Regions from separate parts of the Homo sapiens genome. Here region 2 is linked to region 1. Evidence: read pairs that join two places in POLR2A ChIA-PET (ENCODE). Cell type or tissue: PC-9. All regions are shown on one strand. Each heading gives the region's core, and the rest is flanking DNA. Links, peaks and the distances in the headings are about the cores only. Region 1 overlaps GRIN1 (glutamate ionotropic receptor NMDA type subunit 1). Region 2 overlaps NELFB (negative elongation factor complex member B).

What was found. Peaks named below come from ENCODE experiments on the same cell type or tissue, not always from the same donor. Only the 100,000 strongest peaks of a DNase experiment are listed, where the experiment ranks them.
Region 2: POLR2A ChIA-PET joins it to region 1 with 45 read pairs; 18 of 35 experiments call an interaction of 5 or more read pairs at or near these places.

The regions. Positions count from the first base shown.
Region 1 is chr9:137,146,885-137,154,884 of GRCh38, reverse strand. It overlaps GRIN1 (glutamate ionotropic receptor NMDA type subunit 1), which reads right to left. Exons shown (of 20, transcript NM_007327.4): 4 at 5,776-5,876. Among named protein-coding and RNA genes, the nearest start is that of GRIN1, 12 kb to the right of the region's middle. RefSeq lists an enhancer at 3,135-3,454. In PC-9, for the core only: no CTCF peak of the experiment used is centred there; DNase peaks (open chromatin) are centred at 2,594, 3,534 and 4,094.
Region 2 is chr9:137,255,512-137,265,109 of GRCh38, reverse strand. NELFB (negative elongation factor complex member B) reads right to left here. Exons shown (of 13, transcript NM_015456.5): 1 at 9,499-9,598; 2 at 9,040-9,203; 3 at 8,682-8,781; 4 at 8,056-8,286; 5 at 1,888-2,073; 6 at 753-865. Among named protein-coding and RNA genes, the nearest start is that of NELFB, 5.0 kb to the right of the region's middle. RefSeq lists enhancers at 1,555-2,114, 8,480-9,427, 9,428-9,598 and silencers at 9,386-9,445, 9,486-9,598. In PC-9, for the core only: a CTCF peak has its summit at 2,618; no DNase peak of the experiment used is centred there; H3K4me3 peaks cover 896 bases.

The DNA.
Region 1 (8,000 bases), core at 1-8,000:
GAGATGGGCATGCTGGGTGGGCCAGTCGGCCTCTGCTGTGGGACTTTGGCCTCCACTCCAAGGAGCTCAGCATGTGAGAGGAGGGTCCTTTCCAGCCCTGACAGTCCAGAGCCATTGCTCTGAAGTATTTTGAGGCCAGGCGCAGTAACTGATGCCTGTAATCCCAGCACTTTGGGAGGCCGAGGCGGGCAGGTCTCCTGAGGTCAGGAATTTGAGACCAGCCTGACCAACATGGAGAAACCCCGTCTCTACAAAAACAAAAAAATTAGCCGGGGTGGTGGCGCATGCCTGTAATCCCAGCTACTCGGGAGGCCGTGGCAGGAGAATCGGTTGAATCTGGGAGGCGGAGGTTGCAGTGAGCCAAGATCGCGCCACTGCACTCCAGCCTGGGTGACAGAGTGAGACTCCATCTTAAAAAAAAAAAAAAAAAAAAAAAAAAAAAAAAAAAAAAAGTTGTTGGAGCTGGGGGTGGTGGCTGATGCCTGTCATCCCAGCCCTTTGGGAGGCCGAGGTGGGTGGATCACTTGAGGCCAGGAGTTCGAGACCAGCCTGGCCAACATGGCGAAACCCAGTCTCTACTAAAAATACAAAACTTAGCCAGGCATGGTGGCCTGCACCTGTAATTCCAGCTACTCGGGAGGCTGAGGCACGAGAATCACTTGAACCTGGGAGGCCGAGGTTGCAGTGAGCGAAGATTGTGCCACTGTACTCCAGCCTGGGTGACAGAGCAAGACTGTCTCACACACACACACAAAAAAAAAAGAAAAAAAAAAAGGCAGGCACGGTGGCTCATGCCTGTAATGCCAGCACTTTGGAAGGCTGAGGCAGGCGGATCACCTGAGGTCAGGAGTTCAAGACCAGCCTGGCCAACATGGTGAAACCTCATCTCTACTAAAAATACAAAAATTAGCCGGGCATGGTGGCACACACCTGTAATTCCTGCTACTCAGGAGGCTGAGGCAGGAGAATCGCTTGAATCCCAGGGGGCAGAGGTTGCAGTAAGCTGAGATCACGCCACTGCACTCCAGCCTGGGCAACAGAGCAAGACTCTATCTCCCCAAAAAAGAGAAAGAGTTATGTTGGCGGGTGTGTGGTTGATGTGTGCTGTGGTCAGTGTATGCATATGTGTGGGGTATGGTGTGCATGTAGCATGGGTGTATGGGTGTGCACATGGTGTGTGGTGCGCATGTGTGTTGTGATGTATGTGCATGTGTGCTGTGTGTACATGTATGTAGGTGTGCGTATATCAGTGGATGTCTTTGTATGTGATGTATATGGTGGTGTGTGTGCCTGTATCTGTATGTGTAGATGCACGTGTGTATGGTGTATGCATGGTGCATGTGTGTACACATGTGGTATATGGCATGTGTGCACATGTGTATGTGTTGTGTATGACCTGTACATGATGGTGCATGTGTGGGTAGAGATGTATGTGTAGTGTGACTATGGTGCGTACATACATTTGTGTGTGTATGCATGGAGCATGTGGTGTGTATGTGGCATGTGCATACATGCGTATGTGTTGTGTATGACCTATACACAATTCTGCATGTGTGGGTAGAGATGATGCATGGTGTGACTATGGTGTGTGTACATACATTTGTGCACATGTGTATGGTGTATGCATGGTGCATGTGTGTACACGTGGTATGTGGCATGTGTGCACATGTGTATGTGTTGTGTGTGACCTGTACATGATGGTGCATGTGTGGGTAGAGATCTATGAGTGGTGTGACTATGGTGTGTGTACATACATTTGTGCACGTGTGTGTGTGGTGTATGCATGGTGCATGTGTGTACACGTGGTGTGTATATGGCATGTGTGCACGTGTATGTGTTGTGTATGACCTGTACATGATTCTGCATGTGTGAGTAGAGATGTATGAGTGGTGTGATGGTGTGTGTACATGCATTTGCGCACATGTGTGTATGGTGTATGCATGGTACATGTGGTGTGTATATGGCATGTGCATACATGCGTGTGTGTTGTGTATGACCTGTACATGATTCTGCATGTGTGGGTAGAGATGTATGCATGGTGTGACTATAGTGTGTATACATGCATTTGTGCACGTGTGTATGGTATGTGCATACACATGTGGTGTGTGGTGTGTGCTCATGGGCATGGATGTGTGGTATGCACGTGGTTCCTGTGTGCCCTGACCATGTCCCTTCCCCTGGGCTGGCCTTTTTCTTAGGGCCATGTCTGGAAACGTGACCTTGGCCCTGAGGCTGGCAACGCGGGGTCAACCTGTGGGACCGCAGTGCACGGCTCAGGGGCTCACAGGCCGAGAAAAAAAAGTGGAGAAAACGCCCCCTCCCCTCTCTGTGGGGACCTGGGCATGGCGGGGTTCTGTGGATTGGTTTTGTATGTGGTTTTCTCTCCCGTGTCCTGTTGGTCACTCCAGTTAGAATGTAGGGATCAGGCAGGTCTAGCTTGATGTGAACTTGTCTATTGCAAAAGTGGCCAACAGTGGAACAGGTATGTTTTAGGGCAATCGATTCCTTGAGTTGACCCATCTTGGATGAAGAAATTCCACTTCCCAGCCAGCTGTCTGTCCATTTGTTCACCTGCCCATCCATCCTTTTATCCCATCACAGCTACAGAATTTCTCTCAAGCTCTGTGATGAGTAAGGGAAGTGTAAACAATTCAGAAAATAACAGAAGAGGCCACAAGTGGCTGGGCACGGTGGCTCACTCCTGTAATCCCAGCACTTTGGGAGGCCGAGGCGGGCAGATCATGAGGCCAGAAGATTGAGGCCATCCTGGCTGACATGGTGAAACCCCGTCTCTACTAAAAATACAAAAAAGTAGCAGGGCGTGGTGGCAGGGGCCTGTAGTCCCAGCTACTTGGGAGGCTGAGGCAGGAGAATGGCGTGAGCCCGGGAGGTGGAGCTTGCAATGAGCCGAGATCGAGCCACTGCACTCCAGCCTGGGTGACAGAGTGAGACTCCATCTCAAAGAAAAAAAAAAAAAAAAAAAAAGAGGCCACAAGTTCGAGACCAGTCTGGCCAACATGGTGAAACCCCGTCTCTACTAAAAATACAAAAATTAGCCGGGTGTGGTGGCTTGTGCCTGTAGTCCCAGCTACTCGGGAGGCTGAGGCAGGAGAATCGCTTGAACCCAGGAGGCAGAGGTTGCAGTGAGCTGAGATTGTACTACTGCACTCCAGCCTGGGTGACAAAGCAAGACTCCCTCTCAAAACAACGAAAAAGGAAATTAACTTCTGAGAGTCTGGCGGGGCTTTCTCTAAGAGGGGCTTTTTCTGGGCGGGGCTTTTTCTGGTAGGGGCTTTCACTGGGTGGGGCTTTCCCTGGGTGGCACGTTTCTGGGTGGGGCTTTCTCTGAGTGGGAATTTCTCTAAGTGGGAATTTCTCTGGGTGAAGCTTTCCCTGGGCGGGGCTTTCCCTGGGTGGGGCTTTCTTCTGGGTTGGGCTTTCTCTGGGCTGGTCTTTTTTCTGGGTGGAGTTTTCCCTGGGCGGGTCTTTTTCTGGGCTGGGCTTTCCCTGGGTGGGGCTTTTTTTCTGGGCGGGGCTTTCCCTGGGCGGAGCTTTCCCTGGGCGGAGCTTTTATCTGGCCAGAGCTTTTTCCTGGGCGGGTCTTTTTTTCTGGGAGGGGCTTTCCCTGGGCTGGTCTTTTTTCTGGGCAGGGCTTTCACCAGGCGCGACTTTTTTCTGGGCGGGACTTTTTTCTGGGCGGGTCTTTCCCTGGGCGGGGCTTTCCCTGGGCGGGACTTTTTCTGGGCAGGGCTTTCCCCGGGCGCGACTTTTTTCTGGGCGGGGCTTTCCCTGGGCGGGTTTTTTTTCTGGGCGGGGCTTTCCCTGGGCGGGACTTTTTCTGGGCGGGGCTTTCCCTGGGCGGGTCTTTTATCTGGGCAGAGTTTTCCCTGGGCGGGTCTTTTCTCTGGGCTGGGCTTTCCCTGGGCGGGTCTTTTTCTGGGTGGGGCTTTCCCTGGGCGAGGCTTTCGCTGGGCAGGGCTTTTATCTGGGCGGGGCTTTTTTATGGGCGGGGCTTTCCCTGGGCTGAGCTTTTATCTGGCCAGAGCTTTTCCTGGGCGGGTCTTTTCTGGGCGGGGCTTTCCCTGGGCGGTCTTTTTTCTGGGCAGGGCTTTCCTTGGGCTGGTCTTTTTTCTGGGCGGGGCTTTCCCTGGGCGGGCTTTTATCTGGGCAGAGCTTTCCCTGGGCAGGTCTTTTTTTCTGGGCGGGGCTTTCCCTGGGCGGAGCTTTCCTTGGGCTGGTCTTTTTTCTGGGCGGGGCTTTCCCTGGGCGGGCTTTTATCTGGGCGGAGCTTTCCCTGGGTGGGGCTTTCCCTGGGCAGGTCTTTTTTCTGGGCTGGGCTTTCCTTTGGCGGGTCTTTTTCTGGGCGGGGCTTTTATCTGGGCGGAGACTTCTCTTGGCGGATCTTTTTTTCTGGGCGGGGCTTTCCCTGGGCGGGCTTTTATCTGGGTGGAGCTTTCCCTGGGTGGGGCTTTCCCTGGGAGGACCTTTTTTCTGGGCGGGGCTTTCCCTGGGCAGGTCTTTTTCTGGGCGGAGCTTTCCCTTGGCGGGTCTTTTTTTCTGGGCGGGTCTTTCCCTGGGCGGGGCATTCCTTCTTTGGGACCTGTGCATACCCTTGGGACTTTGCCTGGTCACGTCTTTAAAAATCTTTTTTCCTGGAGCCCAGGCCAACCCTCCCTGGGGCTTGCAGTTGGATGAGTGGAGTGGACAAGTGACCTGTGAGCTTAAAGCCGAGTGCAGGGGGCGTAATGGGGGACGATTAGTGCCTTTTTATAGCAGCTGCAGGAGGAGCATGTAAGGCCCCGTGGGCAGCTCTAAGCAACAACCCTACCTTGGGCTGGGGAGATTCCTGCCTTCTAGTCCGAGGAGCCCTGGCTGGCCCCACCCTGCGTTCTGCCCTGGTGAGGGGGCTGCATCTGTCTCCGTGCTAGAGGGTCATTTGATGGACCGTGGAAATGGTGGTCTGCCCTGGGACTGAGAGTGTCGCCGGCTCTTTCCCATATGCAGGGCTGGAGGGCTGGGCTGTGTTCCTCCGGGTGTTTCACTGCTGTTTTGCTCCGCTCTGTTGGAGCCTAGCAGAGCTTTTAGGTCAGGGACAGTGGGGTTTTGGCTGTCCCATGGGGCAAGGCTCCTCACCCTGCCCTTCCCCACTCTTGCTTTTCCTATTCCCAGTCACCCAGGCTTTTCCTTCCCGGGAGAACCTAGCCATTTGCAAATAGGGAGCTTTTTACAGTGGGCTCCACCCCAAGGTTGCTCTGTGGCACCGGACCTGTCCAGAGCAGCTTGATTTCCCGGGTACCTAACTGATTTCCCCCTAAGCTACTGCTGCAGCTGTTGCAATCCTTCAGTTGGGAAATCTGGCCCTCTCCCTGCTGTGGGCCTTTTCGCCTGGCACACCTGCACATCACTTCCCTGGGCCTAGTCCCTGGCCCCAGGCCTGGGCCTTGTTTGCACAGGTTTGCCCCCTTGAGTTGCGGGGCTTCCCAAGGGCAGGGTCTCTTCCATATCCCTCTCCCACAGCCCAGCTCAGGGCAGCAGCAGCATGTGACTGTGGAATGGGGAAGGGCCCAGGAAGGGAGGGACAGATGGAGGGTGTCACATCAGCCATGCCGATAGGAGTGTGGGTGCGGGTGGGGGTGGGGGTGGCTGTCCTTGGTGAAGGTGCTTTGGAAGCTGAAGGTCACTGTGCCCAACAATGTCCCAGCTCTGGCTCAGATGGCGGGTACTTGGCTCAGGTACCATCCTGTGTGGAGTGTGTAGGGCCCTGCCCAGCCTCACCTGGCAGAAAGGATGATGACCCGGGCCTCCAGCTCTTTCGCCTCCATCAGCAGGGCCGTCACGTTCTTGGTCCCTGGGTCAAACTGCAGCACCTTCTCTGCCTGCGGTGTGAGCAAGAGTGTTAGCAGGCGGCTGGGGCAGGGGACATAGCGCCTCAGGGGTGAGAGTTGGGCCGGAGCCGCTGGGAACCCCGAGGCAGCTTAGCTAGGGCTGCCATGGTCTGCGCCTGCCACCTGCGCCTCCGCCTGCCTTCCTCAGTCCTTGCCTGGCCTGGCCTCGCCTCTCCGGTCCTGTCCTGTCTTCAGCCTGCGCGCTCACCTGTGCTCGTTCTGTGCTCTCTCTGCTCTCTCTGGATCTCTCTCTCCACCTCACTCCTGTCCTCATCTTTGCACTGAGCATGCAAGCTGAAGTGGACCCAGACTCAGGAGGCGTGCAGCGGACGGGAAACAGAAAAGAGTTTTGGAATGCAACCAGGAAAAGAGATGGGGCTGACTTTTCCAAAACCATGGGAGGTCCTCTGAGGTTTGATTCCGCAGGCCCCTGAGGAGCAGCCCGGCCCCGGCGAGTGGGTGGCCAGGCGGGCGGGCTCCCTCCCGGGTTCCACGAGGAAACCCTTGGGGTCTCGGAGATTCGCATGCACTTCCCGGAGAGCAGCTCCTCCTGCAGCCGCGCCTGCCTCGAGGGTGCAGGCTAGGGTCACGGCGGGTGGGCCTCAGGCACCCACGCCGCCACGCCTGCCCTCTCCTGCCTGCCCTCTCCTGCCTGCTGCCGGCTGCCTCTCCTCATTGCTTGGGCCTGCGGCTCGGCGGCTGGGCCAGACAGTGGCCCTAGTGGCCGAGGCGCCGAGGCCAGGGCTCCCTAGCCGTGGGTGGCGTGCACGTCCATGCATATATACCTTGGGTCCGCGCTTGTTGTCATAGGACAGTTGGTCGAGGTTTTCATAGTTCCTTTTTTTACTCTGATGAATAATGTGCACAGAGAAAATATGCAGACACAGAAGAAGATTATAAACGGTTGAAAATGACGGCGCTAAAGCAATCACACCACCTCCTCGGCACGTCTGCAGACGGGCTCCTACCTGGAGCTCGCAAACACCGAGGCCCGGGGCGGGGCTGGGGGCCGGGGTGGAGCTGGGGGTGAGGGTCGTAGGGGCGGGGCCGTGGAGGCTCCCTGCCACGAAGCTGTGCTCTTGGAAACGGTCGCTCTCGGGAGAAAAGGAGGCCCTGTCCGCGTCCACCGTTCGGAGGGAGCCCCACCTGCCGCCCCCACCCTGCCGTGCACCTGCTGTGTGGCCCCAGCAGTGCCCACTCCAACCTGTGTCAGTCCTGAGTGGGAGGTGAGCAGCCCCCCCGGGGCCTGTCCCCATGTCCCTCCCCCTCCCTCTCCTTGGTCTCCCTCTGCCTCTCAAGAGACCGAGGTATCCTCACTAACTGGGGTGCCCACGCCCTTCGGCTCGCATATGCGCCCAAGAGGGTGTGTGTGCGTTATGTGCGCCTGCAGGGGTGGCATGCGCCTGTGGGTGTCAGCATGGGAGGGTTAGTCCACAAAGGCCTGTGAAGGTTGGGGAAGGGCCAGATGGTCTGAGCATGCTTGTGTGTGTGCATGTGTGCATGTGCGTGTGTGCGTGCTTGTGTGTGCGTGTGTGCATGTGTGTGCGTGTGCATGTGTGCATGTGTGTGCCTGTGCACGTGTGTGCGTGTGTGCATGTGTGTCTGTGCTGGCTGGCGCAAGTAAGGGTGAGCATGCACATGAGGAGCGCACCTGAGCGTGTGTCCAGGTGTGTGTGTGAGGAGCGCACCTGTGCGTGTCCAGGTGTGTGTGTGAGGAGCGCACCTGAGTACGTGTCCAGGTGTGTGTGTGGCGCTGGAGCTGCATGGAGGCAAGCCTGAGCCTGTGGCCAGAGGTGTGGAGTGTGATGGGAATGTGTGCATGCACCTGTGAGTGAAAGCAGGCAGTTGGGTGCGCAGGGGTGAGTGTGTGATGGGAGTCCGTGGCCGTGGGTGGACATGCCAGAAGGTGAGGGGCCTGTCGAGCGCTGGGGTGAGGGGCCTGTCGGGTGCTGGGGGGGAGGGGCCTGTCGGGCGCTGGGGGGAGGGGCCTGTCGGGCACTGGGGTGAGGGGCACTGTCTTGGGTGGGGCCCTTGGTGCCCATGCCCCTCCCCCCCAAGACTCAGCAGACCCCCCACGACAGTACTCCCAGGACCCTCTGGTCTGCCCCTGGCTTT
Region 2 (9,598 bases), core at 1,257-9,256, 110 kb before region 1:
TTGAGGGAGACTGTACCACTGCACTAAAGCCTGGGTGACAGAGACCCTGTCTCAGAAAAAAAAAAAAAAAAAAAAAAAGGAAGAAAAAAAGTGGCAAAGGCAGGGCCAGGCAGCACTGTGTCTATACACCAGCCAGAGGATGCTGGAAAGCAAATGCCAATGGATGCCCCTCAGCTCAGAGGCTGACCCCACGCCACTGCAGACACCAGACCCCAGCCCCTGGGCCTGGCTCCAGAATGCAGAGTTGAGGAGGGAGACTTTGCTACCCACACACATCCCGACAACCATGTCCCTAAGCTGTGGGCCAGCAGTGCCCGGCATAGCTCTATTGAAACATCCAGGAGGCCAGGCACGGTGGCGCATGCCTGTAATCCCAGCACTTTGGAAGGCTGAGGCGGGTGGATCACCTGAGGTCAGGAGTTCAAGACAAGCCTGGCCAACATGGTGAAACCCTGTCTCTACTAAAAAATACAAAAATTACCTGAGCGCAGTGGCGCGTGCCTGTAATCCCAGCTACTTGGGAGGCTGAGGCAGGAGAATGGCTTAAGCCTAGGAGGCGGAGGTTGCAGTGAGCAGAGATTGCACCACTGCACTCCATCCTGGGCTACAGAACGAGACTCTGTCTCGAAAAAAACAAAAGAAAAAGCAATATCCGGGAATAAACGCCTGCTACCCACGGCAAAACACAGCAAGCGCAGACCGGATGCACGCAGGGCCCTGAGGGGCAGAGGCCTCGTGGAGCCGACCCTCACCCCAGCACCTGCTCCTGGCCCTTCTTGACGCCATCGAGAAACCCCTGCAGCTCCCGCGCCCTCTTGCTGTCCACGAACCGCTCTCGGATGCAGGCGTCCAGGCACCAGGTGAACTGCAAGGAGGAAGCACGGTCGGGACCAGCCCAAACCTCCCAGGATGACCAGAGACCCAGGCCCCAAACACAGCTCCAGGCCCTGGCCTCTTGTTCAATCATAGCTGCTGCGGGGGGCGGCAGCAGGCACCAGTCATCCTGACGGTGCAGTGTTCCCCACACCTCCCGGCCAAAGCAGCAGGGTCAGGACAGTGGTGGAGAAAGTGATGATGTTTCTTTCTAAAAACGGACTCCTTCATGGCACCCTGAGTGTGGGGGTGGCCACTGCAGCACTCCAAGCAATGGAAGCCTCGGAGGGTGACTCCCAAGTCCCGGAAAGATGGTCTCAGGGCTGGAGGGTCCGTATGAAGGGAAACCCCGTTCCTAGAGCACTTGGTACCTGGCCAACAAGCAGCACCCAGGGTTCTGGGGAAGGGGAGGGCCACAGGCCAGGTGGAAAGATGGGAGGAAGCTGGGGCAATGGTCAAGGTCCAGCCCGTAGGTCATACAGCCCTCGGGAACACAGAAAGGGCTGGACGGGGCAAGGGAGTCCCCGGGAACGGCCAGGTCTCTGGCTCAGATGCAGGGGACTAGCCTCCTTCCCCCATCAGGGTCTGGAGAGAAGCCAAAGGGCCAGCACACAGGACAGAAAGACCAGAGCCCAGGAAACAGGCATGGGAGAGAAGGGCGCCCAGGTGGTCCCGGGCCAAGCCAAACCCACGGAGAGGAGAGGAGCCAGGAGGGCCAGGGGGAAGGAGGGAGGGCAATGCTACCTTCAGGAGGGGCAGAGGGGGAAGGAGAGAGGGCCGGGGAGTTGGGGGGAAGGAGGGAGGGAGGGCAGCGCTACCTTCAGGAGGGCGGAGGGGGAGGAGGGAGGGCCGGGGAGCGGGGGAGAAGGGAGAAGGAGGGAGGGAGGGAGGGCAGCGCTACCTTCAGGAGGGCAGTGGGGGAAGGAGGGAGGGCCGGGGAGTGGGAGGGAAGGAGGGAGGGAGGGCAGCACTACCTTCAGGAGGGTAGGGGGGAAGGAGGGAGGGCAGTGCTACCTTGTGGCACGGGTCCACGGTGCAGATTTCACCCACGTCCAGGTCGTGCAGGGACATGAGCAGCTCAGCCCGCAGCGTGCAGTAGTGCACATTCCGCGTGCGCAGGAAGAGCGTGCGCAGAAACTGCAGCACCATGTCGTACAGCTTCACGTTCTTCCCCACCATCCGCGTCAGCCGCTGCACCACCTGCAGCAAGAGGCACTGTCAGGCCCCCAGACCGTCCTGGGCTCCGCCAGACACAGGGACGTCACGCCCGGCGACAGCGCGGCCCTCTCTCTGGACATCTGTCCTTCCTACTTTTTGGCAGAAAACATTCCCTCCTCTCATTAAATATTGGCCCCCAGTCTGATGGTAGCAGGTTCTGTTATTTTTATTTTTTTTATTACTTTTTTTGAGACAAGGCCTTGCTCTGTTGCCCAGGCTCGAGTGCACTGCTGCAACTGTGGCTCACTGCAGCCTTGACCTCCTGGCTCAAGTGATCCTCCTGCCTCAGCCTCCCAAGTAGCTGGGACTACAATTGCATGCCACGACACCCAACTGTGGGCAGCAAGCCACCCAGGTGCCAAGGCAAGAGACCAAGGGCACGAGCTGTTCCAGTATAACAAAATATGCAAGAATAGTTATATTAGATATAGATCATAGATATGATTATATTTGAATATTAGTCATTAGCTTGTAGCAATTACTCTTTATTCCAATATTATAACAATCCTCGCTCTACAATCATAATCTAGGAAAAACCAGGCCATACAGAGATAGGAGCTGAGGGGACATAGTGAGGTGTGACCAGAAGACAAGAGTGCGAGCCTTCTGTTATGCCTGGACAGGGCCACCAGAGGGCTCCTTGGTCTAGCGGTGACGCCAGCATCTGGGAAGACGCCCGTTGCCAGGCGGACCAGGGTCTAGCGGTAGCGAAAAATGTGAAGGAACAACACCCGCTACTTAGCAGACAGGGAAAGGGAGTCTCCCTTTCCCCGGGGGAGTTTAGAGAAAACTCTGCTCCTCCACCTCTTGTGGAGGGCCTGACATCAGTCAGACCTGCCCGCAGTTATCCAGAGGCCTAACCGTCTCCCTGTGATGCTGTGCTTCAGTGGTCACGCTCCTTGTCCGCCTTCATGTTCCATCCTGTACACCTGGCTCTGCCTTCTAGATAGCAGTAGTCAATTAGTGAAAGTACTAAAAGTCTCTGATACGCAGAAATAACGGCGTAAGCTGTTTCTCTCTCTCCTCTCTCTCTCTCTCTGCCTAGGCTGCCAGGCAGGGAAGGGCCCCCTGTCAAGCGGACACGTGAACCACGTGACCTTACCTATCATTGGAGATGGCTCACACTCTTTACCCTGCCTCTTTGTCTTGTATCCAATAAATATCAGCGCAGCCTGACATTCGGGGCCACTACCAGTCTCCGCGTCTTGGTGGTAATGGTCCCCCGGGCCCAGCTGTCTTTTCATTTCTTTGCCTTGTGTCTTTACTTCTACAATCTCTCATCTCCGCACACGGGGAGAAAAACCCATCAACCCTGTGGGGCTGGTCCCTACACCCAATCAATTTTTTTTTTTTTTTTTTTTGAGACGGAGTCTTGCGCTGTCACCCAGGCTGGAGTGCAATGGCAAGATCTTGGTTCACTGCAACCTCCACCTCCCGGATTCAAGCTATTCTCCTGTCTCAGCTTCCCAAGTAGTTGGGATTACAGGCGCCGGCTGCCATGACTGGCTAATTTTTTGTATTGTAGTAGAGACGGGGTTTCACCATGTTGCCCGGGCTGGTCTTGAACTTCTGAGCTCAGGTGATCCACCCACCTCGGCCTCCCAAAGTGCTAGGATTGCAGGCATGAGCCACACACCTGACCCAGTTTTTTTTTTTTTTTACTTTTTTTTTTTTTTTTTGAAACCGAGTCGTGCTCTGTTACCCAGGCTGGAGTGCAGTGGCGTGATCTCAGCTCACTGCAAGCTCCACCTCCCAGGTTCACACCATTCTCCTGCCTCGGCCTCCCGAGCAGCTGGGACTACAGGCACCCACCACCACGCCCAGCTAATTTTTTGTATTTTTAGTAGATGCGGTTTCACCATGTTAGCCAGGATGGTCTCGATCTCCTGACCTCATGATCCACCCGCCTCGGCCTCCCAAAGTGCTGGGATTACAGGCGTGAGTCACTGCGCCCAGCTTTTTTTTTTGCGACTGAGTCTCACTCTGTCGCCTAGTACAGTGGCGCAATCTTGGCTAACTGCAACCTCCACCTCCCGGGTTCAAGTGATTCTCCTGCCTCAGCCTCCTGAGTAGCTGGGACTACAGGCGCACACCACCAGGTCTGGTTAATTTTTGTATTTTTAGTAGAGATGGGTTTTTACCATGTTGGTCAGGCTGGTCTCGAACTCCTGACCTCGTGATCCACCCACCTCTGCCTCCCAAAGTGCTGGGATTACAGGCGTGAGCCACCGCACCCGGCCTAATTTAGCTTTTTAAAAGAGAATCGGGCTGGGCACGGTGGCTCACACCTGTAATTGCAGCAAATTGGGAGCCCAAGGTGGGTGGACTACCTGAGGCCAGGAGTTCGAGAACAGCCTGGCCAACATGGTGAAACCCCATCTCTACTAAAAATACAAAAATTAGTCGGGCGTGGTGGTGGGTGCCTGTAATCCCAGCTACTCGGGAGGTTGAGGCAGGAGAATCACTTGAACCTGGGAGACTGAGGTTGCAGTGAGCTGAGATCACACCACTGCACTCCAGCCTGGGCAACAGAAGGACACTACGTCTCAAAAAAAAAAAAATAAAACAAACTAAAATAAAATAAAACAAAATATAAAATTAAAATAAAATAAATAAAAAAAATTTTAAAAAATAAATTTTAAAAATTAAAAAAAATAATAAAATAAAATAGCCGGTCTCAGTGGCTCACGCCCGTAATCCCAGCACTTTGGGAGGCCGAGGCGGGTGGATCATGAGGTCAGGAGATCGAGACCATCCTGGCTAACATGGTGAAACCCCATCTCTACTAAAAATACAAAAAACATAGCTGGGCGTGGTGGTGGGCGCCTGTAGTCCCAGCCACTCGGGAGGCTGAGGCAGGAGAACGGAGTGAACCCGGGAGGCGGAGCTTGCAGTGAGCCGAGATTGCACCACTGCACTCCAGCCTGGGCAACAGAGCAAGATTCTGTCTCAAAAATAAAATAAAATAAAATAAATAAAAATAAAAATAGGCCAGGCACGGTGGCTCACGCCCATAATCCCAACACTTTGGGAGGCTGAGGCAGGTGGATCACAAGGTCAGGAGATTGAGACCATCCTGGCTAACACTGTGAAACCCCGTCTCTACTAAAAAAAAAAATACAAAAAATTAGCCGGGCATGGTGGCAGGCGCCTGTAGTCCCAGCTACTTGGGAGGCTGAGGCAGGAGAATGGAGTGAACCCGGGAGGCGGAGCTTGCAGTGAGCCAAGATCGTGCCACTGCACTCCAGCCTGGGTGACAGAGCAAGACTCTGTCTCCAAAAAAATAAATAAATAAATAATAAAAAAATAAAAAATAAATTTTAAAAAGTAGTAAAATAAAACAAGATAAAAATATATAAAATAAAATAAAATAAAAATAAAAGAGAATCAACCTAGGACTAAGCCGACCAAGCCGACTGATTTCCCTTACAGACAGAAATCAGTATAGGCAGCACCAAGTCACCAGAAGAGACAGGCGATAGGAGAAAGGCCTGGGAAATGCAGGGCACCCCACAGTTAGCAGAGGGGTCCAAGGGCTCTGTCTGACAGCAATGGAACAAGAAAAAGGCCCATGGAGGACCTAACTGGGAATAAACAAACAGGGAAGGGAGGACAGAGGTGGCACTGCCACCCCCAACAAGCCTGCTGCTGCCCACGCACATGGTCAGGAACCACGGCCCGAAGGGAACCCAGAGCCACACTAACTGCTCAGCGTTTGAAGTGCAGTAGTTCAGATGGGCTCTAAGCATGAAAGACTCACCAGGTTTCAAATCTTAGTGATCCTCCCGCAAAAAGCATTATAGCTCAATATTTTTTTTTTCCTTTTGAGACAGGATCTCTCACTCTGTCGCCCAGGTTGGAGTGCAGTGGCTCAATCATACCTCACTGCAGCCTCAATATCCGAGGCCTAAGCAATCCTCCTGCTTCAGCCTCCTGAGTAGTTGAGACAACAGGTACGCACCACCATGCTTAGCTTAATTTTTTTTTCTTGTAGAGACAAGGTCTCCCTTTGGTCTTTAACTACTAAGCTCAAGCGATCCTCCCACCTCCGCCTCCCAAAGTACTAGGAGTACAGGCGTGAGCCACCGTACCCAGCCCAATCTTTCACATGAATTACATGCTGAAAGATAATATTTTGGATATACTGGACCAAAGAAAACATTAATGAAGTTGATCTCATTTTTTTTTCTTAATGTGGATGCTGAAAAATCTTAACTTATAGTTCGCTTTTTCCACTGAACAGTGCTAGTTTAAAGTTGGTTAGGGCCGGGCGCAGTGGCTCACACTTGTAATCCCAGCACTTTGGGAGGCCAAGGTGGGCGGATTACCTGAGGTCAGGAGTTCAAGACCAGCCTGGTCAACATGGTGAAACCCTGTCTGTACTAAACAAAAAAATAAAAAAATTAGCCAGGCATGGTGGGGCGCGCCTGTAGTCTCAGCTACTCGAGAGGCCGAGGCAGGAGAATTGCTTGAACTCAGGAGGCAGAGGTTACAGTGAGCCGAGATTGAGGCCCTGCACTCCAGTCTGGGTGACAGAGCAAGACTCTGTCTCAAAAAAAAAAAAAAAAATTGGCTAATTAAAAAATCTCACAACCAGTTGTGGTCGCTCACACCTATAATCCCAGCACTTCAGGAGGCTGAGGTGTGCAGACAGATTACTTGAGCCCAGGAGTTCGAGACCAGCCTGGGCAACACAGCGAAACACCAACTCTGCAAAAAGTATACAAATTAGCCAGGCATGGTGTCACACACCGGTGGTCCCAGCTGCTTAGGAGACTGAGGTAGGAGGATTGCTTGAGTCCAGGAGGTCGAGGCTGCAGTGAGCCACGATCACACCACTGTACTCCAACCTGGGTGACAGAGTGAGACCCTGTCTCAAAAAAAAAAAAAAAAAAAAAAACCCCAACAAATCTCGGCTAGGCATGGTGCCTCATGTCTGTAATCCCAGCACTTTAGAAGGCTGATGTGGGAGGATCGCTTCAGCCCAGGAGTTCAAGACCAGCCTGAGCAACATAGCCAGACCCCACCTCTACAAAAATATATATATATTTTTAAGTAGCCCCAGTGTGGTGGCACGTGCCTGTGGTCCCAGCTACTCAGGAAGATCACTTTAGCTCAGGAAGTCAAAGCTGCAGCGAGTCGTGATCACGCCACTGCACTCCAGCCTGTGCAACAGAGTGAGACCCTGTCTCTTAAAAAAGAAAAAAAAAGAAAAAAAGCCAGGCACGGTGGCTCACCCCTGTAATCCCAGCACTTTGGGAGGCCGAGGGGGGCGGATCACCTGAGGTCAGGAGTTCAAGACCAGCCTGACCAACATGGAGAAATCCCATCTCTACTAAAAATACAAAATTAGCCGGGCGTGGTGATGCATGCCTGTAATCCCAGCTACTCGGGAGGCTGAGGCAGGAGAATTGCTTGAACCTGGGAGGCGGAGGTCGCAGTGAGCCGAGATCACGCCATTGCACTCCAGCCTGGGCAACAATAGCGAAACTCCGTCTCAAAAAAAAAAAAAAAGAAAAAGAAAAAAAATTAGCCAGGCATGGTGGCGGGCGCCTGTAGTCCCAGCTACTCGGGAGACTGAGGCAGGAGAATGGAGTGAACCCGGGAGCTTGCAGTGAGCCGAGATCACACCACTGCACTCCAGCCTGGGCAACAGAGCGAGACTCCGTCTCAAAGAAAAAGAAAAAAAGTAGGGGAGGGGGGATTAACTTCACATGAGCGGGCTTTCCGCAGATTTTAAATGTTGTCCATATATCACTTTAACGAAAAGTAAAATGCAAACAGAAAAACAACCAACTTTCTTTCCAGCATGTGTACAAGCCAGCCCTCCCCCACCACCCAGCCAAGAAGCAGAACCACCCGATCATTCACAGGGCAGCAGAGTGCTGATCCCCAGGCAGCTGAAGGCGCTAGCCGTGGCATCCCCAAGAGGTGCCCCACCCCGCACACGGCCTGTCCCCTCACCTCGCCCTGGCGCCTGGTCTTGGGGGAAGGACTGAAAAAGTTGTGCAGGACAGAGAGCTCTGTACTGAAGAGAGCGCTCTCCTTCTCCAGGATGTACTGCTTCAGGAGTGGGGAAACCTCGTCCCCGAAGAGGGCCTGGTTGTCTTGCCAGATCTGCCGCTTCACCTCCACGGCGCAGGCTCGATACAGCTCCTTGTCAGCCATAACCAGCTTCAGTTTTTTCTCCGGAACCTACATGACACCACAGGCTGCCTGTGAGTGGCACCTGTGTCCCTGGGTCTCCTTCAAGACAAGCCAAGAGGCCTCAGCCCCGCAGAGACCACCTCGAGCTAAGCTCCACCCCACAGGGCACCTATGACTGGTTCCCCGGCCCCAGCATGTCAGACAGACATGCTAAATACCAACAGCTCTTTCCCAGGAGGGGCCCCACACCCTAACTCCAGTGCTAAGGTTCGGTCTCCACGCGGCTCATGTGGGAGAAGTCAGCACAGAGCTCACCATGGACAGCACTTGGGCAGGCAGCACAGGAAGCTCCCGGAGCTAGGCGGCCACCGGAACTTCCACTAACCAAGGGCATGAGAGTGGGCGGACGGTCCACGCCATCAGGGTTAGGGTTAGGGCCCTACCTTGGGCAGGTGCTTCATGACGCACATCACCACGGGCTGCAGGGACGGCATCTTCACCAGAGAAAAGCTCTTCTCCAGAAGGTCTTCCAGCTTCTTGTACCTGGAACAACTCACAGGATTGATGGTGCAGCGATGCGCCAAATCGCAGCAGCTACCTGCCTGTCCCTACACAGATAACAGCTACCAGGACAAGCCTCCACGCCCAGGACACATGGGTCAAGGGGTCACTCAGACACAGGCCCAGGCCACCTCTGGGAGCAAGGATGTGGAGCCAAAAGGACAATAAATGCCCCTGAGTCGATCCAAGGCTGAGAGGCCGGCTGCACATCTCACCTGCCCACCCCTCCCGCTGACCCACCTTTCCTCAGCCTTCCCCTCCGAAGCGATGGCTGACACTCGCTCCAGCAGCTTGTCCCGCAGCTCATCGAATACCGACTGGTGGAACTCCAGCCGCGGCGTCCCGTGCAGGTCCAAGAAGGGGAGGGCTGACTGAAGAGATGGCAGCAGCACACCATTCTCTGTCTGAGGAAGCCAAGAGAAACCTCAAACGCAGCCCAGTGCGCCCGGGCACCCCGAGGTCCTGAGAGCACAGGGAGGCACGCACCCAGGTGTTCCCAGCCGTGCTGGCGGTAACCGCAGCCACCGAAAGCCACCCAGCCGTCCAGCAAAGGGGTGCTGGCTCCGGACTCCACCCCCAGAACAGGACTCAGCCACCAGCAGAAAGCCGGAAAACTTCCGGCGCCTCCGCCAGGCCCGACTCCCGAGCAGGCGGCCCGGCCCTCCAACTGGGCTCCCCCCGCCCCGGGGGCCGCCCCACCTGGAACTGCTCGATGGCCTTGAGCGGCTCCGTGCAGTTGGTCAGGGTCTCCTTCAGGTCCTCGCCGTTGGCCACGCCCAGGTCCTGCAGCCCCGCGAAC